Linked DNA regions of Homo sapiens: region 2 is linked to region 1. The links are chromatin loops, found by intact Hi-C in ENCODE. Cell type or tissue: heart right ventricle. All regions are shown on one strand.

Region 1 (5,000 bases):
GCTAATTTTTGTATTTTTTTCTTAGTAGAGACAGGGTTTTACCATGATGGCCAGGATGGTCTCGATCTCTTGACCTTGTGATTCAACTGCTTTGGCCTCCCAAAGTGTTGTGATTACAGGTGTGAGCCACCATGCCTGGCTGCTGATACAGGTTTTAAGAGGGAGGTAGACATGGGCCCAGAGGGCCTCCTGTGTGCCAGGAACATTATCTCTCATCACTCTGATGGGCCCAGAGAGATTAAAAACCTTGCCCAAGTCCACCCTCAATGTATAGCCGAGTTAAGATTTGAACCCAAGTACACTTGGCTTCAGAGCCCTATGCTCTTTCTTTGCATCATGCTGCCTCCCACCTGGTTCTGTGTGCAGCTTGGTCTAGGCTCCTAGGCTGGGCAGTAAATAGAAAACACATCAGATATAAGCCCCCATTTCTGAAATAAAATATGTTTCTGTAGATGAGAACAGTTGTGCCCAAATGGATATGAAACAGAAAATTGAAATGCAAGAGAAATGGCATAAAATAATTCACTAGGTAGAGCCAAGCATGTTAACCATGAATAAATCCTGCAAATGAGGTGGAAACTCATAGTATTTATGAGTTTGGCTGATCTCTCAGGATGCAGCCTGAATTGTTTTTGAATTAGATACAGGGTAATTTAATCAATGACTGAATGCTGCCAATCTTGGTTCACTAAAAACACATACATTGGTGATAGGTAATAGGCATTTTAGTTTCACATATAGAAGCTAGATTGAAGAAAGAGTAAAATAGGGAGAAAAAGAAAATATTCCTAATTCCCTGCTTTAATCAAAAATTTTTTTCTTTGTTGATTTTCCTTTTCTCAGTTTTGTGCTATAATATCCAACCGATAAGCAAAAAAGTCAAGCACTACAAATATATAATCAATGCAAGAGGTCTACATTGTAGTCCAAAGGGAACGTGGTATCCCAGTCCAGAAATAATATATGGGAAGACCACATTTAAATTTTTTTTTTTTTTTTTTTTTTTGAGACAGAGTCTCAATCTGTCAGCCAGGCTGCAGAGCAGCGGAGGGATTGCGACTCACTGCAACCTCCGCCTCCTGCGTTCAAGCGATTCTCCTGCCTCAGTCTCCTGAGTAGCTGGGATTATAGGCACACACCACCACACTCGTCTAATTCTTGCATTTTTAGTAGAGACAGGGTTTCATCATGTTGGCCAGGTTGGACTCGAACTCCTGACCTCACGTGATCTGCCTGCCTTGGCCTCCCAAAGTGCTGGGATTCTAGGTGTGAGCCACTGTGCCCAGCCAAAATTTGATTTTAAATGGGACACAAAGCACAAAATTTGGGGCAGCAATACTAATGCTTATCAGGTTTAAGAAAAATAAAAGGCATTTTAGTTGAGATACTTGGTGGAGTTGTGCATAGCTAAACTATGGGTCTACAGTTCAGAAATGTTTTTAAAGATTAATGTTCAGATTTCAAGAATAAGCAAAAAAAAGTTAGTTTGAAGCTTTCAACTTCATAAAAATCCAGTTTTGATTAAATGAGATTCAAAAAAGAATCTTTCAACCAACTGTATTAAGGACAGGTCAGAAACATATAATGAGAAGTACAGTAAGCACAGTTATGCTTTGCAGAACAGCTAGTAGCCTGGGGAACCTCAACATTAAAAACCAAAAAATGTTTCCTTTTGGGTCATATGTTTTAACAATTCAAAGTAACACATGTTCACATACAAAGCCCTCAACATGACGCAATGTCATCTTCCCCTTCACCCAACTCCTTCTCCCGCCCCACCCCTACTCCAGAAGAGGAACTAGACTGAACAGCAAACTAAACAATTTAGGTTTTCCTGAGGGCAAGGGTGATACTATCAGACCTTTACAAAGCTCTGTTTGGCATCTAGCACAGACCAGGGCACACTGGGTGCCTGGAGCATATCTGTGCAATGGAATAAGCTATGGGGAACCTTAAAGATGCTACAAGAAGATGGATGCTCCCGACCCACATTTCCTGGCAGAAAACTTCCTGACCCACCCAGGCATTGTTGATCAACTCCTTCCCTTGCTCATCACCACTGTATCTTACTTATCACACGATTTGCAATCCTGAATTTGCCTTCCCGTCGACCCTCACCTTGAGATTCTGAGCTCTGAGACATACTCACCCTTTCCTCCCCAGGATCAAGAAAACAAGTGCCTTCAATAAATGAAGTATGGACTTTTCCTCCACCTCACTCCCAGCTGTAAGCAAGCTGCCACCTTGTTGTTTAATCAGCAGTTGCCCCGAGCCTGGGCTAGCCTCAATCTCTGAGACTCTGCATCTGGCTGAGATATGGGGCTGGGTAGGAAAGTCTGTGGTGTGATTCAAGACGCACTTAACTCCCACCTCAATTCTACAGTAGAAACTGCTGAAGAGACAATGGCTGCCTGCCCTGCTAAGCAGGTGGCTGCCAGCCTCACCTTCTGGGTCTGTTCCTTCCATGGCTCTTTCTGCAGCAGCAGAGCCATGCTATTGGGAAGGAGAGTGAGAACCTCCTGCAGAGTGACCCTGTGCATTGGACTCCTGCCAAGGAAGCTTGGTACTGGCCCAGCCGGGCCATTCTCCTGATGCCATGGCAACCAACTGGCACTGAGGCCGAGGAGGAGAGGGGCAGTGTGGTCAGCCCATGCAACCACTGCGGTTGCAAATATCAGCAAGAAGAAGTCCAAAGCCTACGATGAAAATAGAAATGACGTTAGGTCATATTTTTTAACAATTCAAAGTAACACATGTTCACATACACAGCCCCTGTCGTGAGGCAATGTCATCTTCCCCTTCACCCAACCAGTCCCTCCTGCCCTACCCCCACCCAGAAGAGGAACTGAACTGAACAGTAAACTCAGTTTCCATGTTTAATGAAGATACATTTTGGGGCTTTAGAAGATTTTTGAAGTCCCTTTATGTGAAGGCAGAAGACCCAACAGTTTCATTATTATCGCTCTAACATTTCAGGAGAAACATCGTTTATTCAATTCCTAATCACATCAAGATCCAAACATTCCTCTGTTTTGATGTTTTCAAAGAGCTTACAAAATGAAGAAATATTTATGGTTATGTGGGCAAAACTAATTTTTAAAAATATGTATACTCTGATTCTACTTTTGAGCAAGTCTTTCTTCATTTTTTTTAAAAAATGTTTTAAGAAATGGGGTCTCACTATGTTGCCCAGAGTGATCTTGAACTCTTGAGCACAAGAAATCCTCCTGCTTCAGCCTCCCAAGTGGCTGGGACTATAGACATGTGCCATTGTGCCCAGCTTCTTCATGCATTTTAAACACCTGTCCAGGATCTATCCATTTAGATTTCAGACTAATCTAGACAATCATAGAAATGGTGATTATAGGAGCCACCTCTGAGTAGTTGGATTACTGTGATTTAAACTACACTTCTTTCTGCTTATCTGTATTTTCTCAGTGTTTTAAGGTTTTTGTAAGAAAACAGAGAAAGTTAATAAAAACTTAGGAAATCAGAAGAAAGAGGACAGATCACGCAAGTTCAAAAAAAGTTTAAAAAGTACTTCCTAATCTCTTAAAATTCCTAAACTCACAAATTAAAATTTCAAAAAGACATACAACTCTTCAGAAAAACTGGGCAGAACTTCAAAAAACATCCCAGGTTATGCAAATTTGACTCACACAGCAAACAGAATACTCATGAAGCATGCCTACAGAAAAAAAATTCTGCTATTACAAAATGCACAGCTGCCAGCTAAGTCAACACAATGAAGGAAAGCAGGAAAGAGCTGTCTTCGTCTTATTAATCTTTTATTTTTAAACTTACCCAAACCTAATACTAGCGGTTCTTACTTTTTTTGAGTCATAGGTAATTTTGCAGGTGTGATAAAAATTCCCCTCCATATATGCACACATGCACATAAGTATTGGCACACATAAGATTATCTGCATACACTCCAGGAACCTCTTCAAAGCAGGCATTTTTAGCCATATGCTGGCCAGTGTGGAGGCCAGAGCCCTATATTCCCACATCCTTTATGGGATCAATCCCAGCTACACAGGAGCTTGGGTTCTCTCTCTCCCAAGTGTCCTTTGTGTTCTGTCTGTCAAGAAACATATTTTGTTGAAAATATTTCTCAAAGGGCAGCCTTGGGTGTCTCCAAGAGCTTGGTAAGAATACCAGTTTTCTTGCGGCATCAGAGAATCATTAAGTGTGTCTAAAATAAAAGGAAAGAGGGAAAGAAAAGCTGCAAACAGCAACGTGCTCCTCTTTTGGGAGCATATATTTTAGGTTGGTGCAAAAGTAATTGCAGTTTTTGCCAATTAATGGCAAAACCGCAATTACTTTTGCACCAACCTAATATAAGTTCTGTATTTTAAGGAAGCTATAAACTACTCCTCTAGATTTTACCTTGTCAAGAGCCGTATTGTGAAAGGATGTTGACTGGTAAGCAACATTTCTAATATAACCCATCAGTTCCAAGAGCCACTCCATTCTCTTCAAAACGCCTGAAATGAAAAGGGTATTTTCTTACTAGACCATGGTTTTCCTTTGAAATGTAAAACAGATCAGTAACAACCATCATAACTAAAGCAGAACACCTGGTGAGGATTCCATTAACCAGTTTCATGTTCCCTTGCAATACCCGAGACTTGTGACTGCCTGTGAGAGAGTTCTTTGACATTATTCACATCAGATAACAGTATTTTGGTCTTTGATTTTCAAAAGCCAATTTATTCTTTAAATCTCCCTGACCACTAGTGATAAAATGCATTTGTTGGAGTTTCTCTCTCAAAATTAAACACACTAGGAGAAATCTGGCATGCCAACTAACTAGCAATGTTGAATTGTTGACAATTATTTGTTTTTATAGTTCTCCTTTGCTTCAGTGTTCCCAATTTATGCCAAATCACAGAGGAAACCTAACCCAAAGACATGTAAAGAAAAACAAAATACAGCCATTATATTTCCATTAGCAGCAATATTGACTTTTTTCCCTTTTAATTTTGTTTTTTAAAAAA
Region 2 (5,000 bases), 55 kb before region 1:
AGGTAATGGCTGGAGCAGAAGGCACAGATAAGGGAAAGAGCCTTTAGTTGCATCTTAACCTGCCCTGAGGATGATAGATTCAATTGCTTTAACATGAAGATCTTCCCCTATGGCTGACAGCTGCCATGGAAAATGAAATGGTGATGGATGGGTATCTGAATAGCTTCAGATGTAATTAAGTTGCAGGGGGGAACATCCTGTGGGACGCAGACTGGAATTTTAGATTAGTGTAAATGCAAGCCAAACCTTCTGTTTAGTTAATACTGCCTTCTAGAGTTCTGAAGCAAATTTTAATTCAGCATTTGTAAAACAGTACATATGTGAAAGCACTGTTCAATCATTTGAGTAGGCCTGAGTTAAAATACTAGCTTTACCACTTGCTAGCAGTGCTAACTCTGGGTAACTCAGATCATCTGTGTTCCAGTTTCCTCATCTGTAAAATGGAAATAATAAACAGTACTCCCATTGCAGCTTTGTTGGAGGAGCAAATTAGTTAACCCACATAAAGTGTTCAGAATAGTGACTAGCAAGAGTCAACCCTCAATATATTTAGCTATAGTTGGCATTATAATTATTACCATCATTTGCTCTTATATTGATCAGTTTCTATCAAAGTCATTTTACAGATGAGGCAAATTGGCTTCACATGAGTAAATGATTTTCTTTGTGCCCAATCCCAAGCCAGAATTACAGCAAAATTTCCAAACTTCCACTCATACACAGCCTAGTCTCTGTTAAATATGAACAAACCTTTACATGAAGGGCATTACAATTGCAAAGCAGTCTAATTATTTTTACATAAGAATTGAAGCAATAAAAAAAATTAGGCTCAGGTTCATTTCGTCATACCTGCACTGGATCACAAGGTCTACAAAAGTTAAAACAAATTAATTGTATTGGAGGAAAAAATAACAGTAAAAGAAATTAAAAGGAAGAAATGTTGATATCTGGTAAAATATCCAACCTGATATCATTCATAAGCAGCCCTAAGTTCTGTGGGGCCTTGAAAGGGCTATGATATGAATATCAACAGAACAGCAAATCAGTACTAAGTTTTCATGTAAGAAACACACCAAGGAAGCCATTTTCATGATTTTCATTTTGTAGGGAGTCACAACACTCCTCTCCATCCTCGAAATGCCAGCACTTAGCACCTCACTTGGCACAAAATTTGTGTGTGACAATGTGGGTTTGAATTGAGTGGAAAAGTAAGTTAAAGAGTTGAAAATGATCTAAATCTCCTTTGAAAACGGACAGAAGTATACCATCCACTATAATACAGAAAATAAAATGGAAACATTCAATGATTCATAATCTGTAACAATAGAGATGATTCTAAAGAGATAAGACAAAAATCAGGTATATTAAGGATTGGAATGCACCAAATAATTACAACTTATAGATTTATTTTTATGCTATGCATAAACTAAGACAGGAATAATTTAGTTTTCCAAAGGTCAAATGGTGGGAAAAAGTAGGGGAAATGAAGAGAGATAGGGAACAACACTCACATGGATGTGGGTCCTACACAAACTATAGCAACATTCATAAATATCAAGTTCCCATTTCAAGAGCTCTTGAGGGGATCCATGCAGAATAAGGTTTATTTATAACTGCGACTAAGTTCTTGATAAAGGAGTAAATAGTATTAGTGTTTCATTTTGAAAATCAGAAAAGTGTATACTATATTTTACAACTTCTATAAGAAATCTTTACTTTTTTAAAGATTCCTGTGATTGAAGTTTAAGTGTCAGTTATATAGAGAGTTCACCTGTATAACAATTCTGGATTGGATGGAATAATTGGTATCGCACTGTAAATGATGATAGAACTTGACAATAAATCAACTCTATAAATCTTTCAGGCACTGGACAAGAAACAGTCCACGGCTATGGTCCCTGAGAGAAGGATAACACCAGCTTTCTGCCTAGGGGAAGTTTCCAAGCCATGGCACAGGGAAGTGAATTCCTATTGGAAAGCAGCACTCCTGCTGGAGAGAGAAAACAAATATTGGAGTTCAAGGCGGCTGAAGAGGCTAGAAGTGTGCTATTAGAAATTAGAAAGAGCCATGCAGTGATGGATCTCCAGATGTCTTCATAGGTGTCCTCTAGTGTCTTTTGCCAAATGCTAACCTATGCAATCACAAGGCAGGGATCTGCAATGCCTGGCTGACAGCAGCTACTAGAAGCTGAGAGCCACACAGAGACTCCAGAGGCTTTTCCACAGAGAAAGGTGTGGCAGTTCCAATCAGCCAAAAAAGAAAGACTTTACTGAAGACCCTGCTTATTTAGTTGAGACCTGAGACAGGTCATGTTTTAGAAGGGCTACTCTAACGCAAGGCTAATGGCCGCTCTACATCTGCCCTAAGCAAAAACAAGCTTGGGCAGGATCAAGCTGCCTGACAGTAAATCAACTGCCTGCTAGCACAAAATCCAATATTTTTAAAAGTATAACAAAATCCAGAAATGGTATGAGACGAAAAGAGAATCTATGTGACAGAATGAAGAGTTTCAGAAATTGTACACAAGTGGGTAAAGATTTCCTCCTCATTTTAAAATTTATATAAAAGGCAATTGACTTTCTAAAACAAAAACTAGGCCAGGCGCGTTGGCTCACGCCTGTAATCCCAGCACTTTGGGAGGCCGAGGCGGGCGGATCACAAGGTCAGGAGATCGAGACCATCCTGGCTAATACGGTGAAACACCGTCTCTACTAAAAAAATACAAAAAATTAGCCGGGCGTTGTGTCGGGCGCCTGTAGTCCCAGCTACTCGGGAGGATGAGGCAGGAGAATGGCGTGAACCCGGGAGGCGGAGCTTGCAGTGAGCCGAGATCGCGCCACTGCACTCCAGCCTGGGTGACAGAGCGAGACTCCGTCACAAACAAACAAACAAACAAAACTAAAATTTATTGTTTTATATGTAGAAGCAAAATGTATGACAGAATACAGAAATAGCAGAAATTAGGAAAGTGAACAAATGGAATTTTGTTGCAAGTTTCTTAAAATACAGCGAATGTGATGTGCTATAATATTCAGTGTATGTTATGATTATGATACATCTGATAATTCCTAGAGAGATCATTAAAAGAATCAAAATTGTAGCTAAAAAGCCAATAGAAGAAACAAAATGGGATTCCCAAAAGTACTTGATAATTCCAAAAATGTCAGGCAAGGAGGAAAAAAAAATTAAACAGGTAAATAGAAAATAAATAGCAAAATGGTAGATATTAACCCAATCATCGCGATGATTGCCTTAAGTGTAAACTAAATAATTAAAAGGCAGAGATTGGCAACTAGATTAAAAAAAAATAAAACCCAGCTGTGTGCTGTTTATAAGAGACACACGCAAAATGTTAGAAAAATGCTAAAAGTAAAGGAATAGGACCAGATATAACATGCAGTCACTTGTCATAAGAAAACTTTAGAGTAACTATTAGTGTCAAACAAAGTAGACTTCAAGCCTAATATACTGGCAAACAAATCTATCAACACATGAAAACGATGACACATCTTGACTAAGTGTGAGGTTCGGTCCAGTAATGCAAGCTTGCTTCATCACATTAACAAATATAATCTCAATAGATGCAGAAAAGTCCTTTGATGAAATTCCATACCTATTCCTGATTAAAAACAAAAAAAACTCTCAGCAAACTAAGAATAGAAGAAAATCTCCTTAATCTAACAGAATATCTACAAGGCTTCAACTGCTAACTTCATACTTAATGAAGAAAAAGACTTAATGATTTCTCCCTAAGAACAGAAATAAAGCAAGGATGTCCACTCTTACTACTTCTATTCAACATTTTATTGTGGATTGTATCCAGAGTAATAAGCATGTAAAAGAAATAAAAGGCATAAAGACCTGGAAGAAAGAAATAAAACTCACTTTCTTCACAGATGGCATAACCTCATTCTAAGGAATTTAACAAAATTAAGTACTAGAACTAGTAGAATCTTAGCAGAATACAAGGTCAATATCCAAATAATTGTCCTCTAAAAGAAAAAACAGGCAAATATTTTTGCCAATCTTAGGGTAGGTAAATATTTCTTAGAGATGACACAGAAAATGCTAATCATAAAGAAAAATCAAACTTTATCAAAATTAAAACTTCTTTTCATCAAAAAATACCATTAAGAAAATGAATCTGTCAGAATCTGAGTTAAAAAATGAATAGTTGTATATTATAATATATGCACAATACATACATCTGACAAAGGCCTTGTATTCATATTATACGAATTCTTATACTTCAATAATAAGACATACAACCCTATAAAATGGAGAAAACACTTGAAGAGACACTGCACAAAAGAAGATATATAAATGGTTAAATAAGCACATGAAACCACACTTAACATACTTCATCAGGGAAATGAAATTAAAATTGCAATGATATACTATTATATACCTATGGAATGGCTAAAATTAAAAACACTGATATATTACCAAGGATGTGGAACTCTCATTCATCATTAGTGGGTATGTAAGTGATACAATTACTCAGGAAAACTATTTGGCAGTTTCTTATTAAATATATATATATATATATTTACCCTATAATTCAACAATTCCATTCCTAAATATTTACCTAAGAGAAGTGAAAACAAATTTCTACAAGTAGACTTGTACAAGGATGTTACTAGCTTTCTTCATAATATTTTCAAATTGAGAACAATCCAACTGTCTATCAAGAGAATGGAGAAACAAATTGTGTTATATTCATAAAATGGAATACTACTCACCAAGAAGATGAACCACTGATACATGCAGCAGCTTGGAGGAATCTCGAAAACATTATGCTCAACAAAAGCCAAATATGAAAGAGTACATAATGAGCCCACTTATAGGTTTCAGAACAGACAAAACAAATCTGTAGTGATAGAAATAAGTCACAAGGAAGGGACATGTGACAGGAACCAGTCAACTGAGAAGACATGAAGAACTTTCTGGGGCAACGGAAATGTTCTATATATTCATGAGGAGTGAGTTATCTTGGGTA

The links. Hi-C counts contacts between places; a loop is a spot of excess contacts. Peaks named below come from ENCODE experiments on the same cell type or tissue, not always from the same donor. Only the 100,000 strongest peaks of a DNase experiment are listed, where the experiment ranks them.
Region 2: it touches region 1 in a loop (2.1-fold over the local background); 7 of 110 quality-filtered maps call a loop at or near these places.

What each region holds. Positions count from the first base shown.
Region 1 is chr9:20,987,819-20,992,818 of GRCh38, reverse strand. FOCAD (focadhesin) reads right to left here. Exons shown (of 44, transcript NM_001375567.1): 41 at 4,390-4,487; 42 at 2,445-2,696. Among named protein-coding and RNA genes, the nearest start is that of HACD4, 41 kb to the left of the region's middle. In heart right ventricle, no CTCF peak of the experiment used is centred here; a DNase peak (open chromatin) is centred at 2,688.
Region 2 is chr9:21,042,541-21,047,540 of GRCh38, reverse strand. No RefSeq gene overlaps it. Among named protein-coding and RNA genes, the nearest start is that of HACD4, 13 kb to the right of the region's middle. In heart right ventricle, no CTCF peak of the experiment used is centred here; no DNase peak of the experiment used is centred here.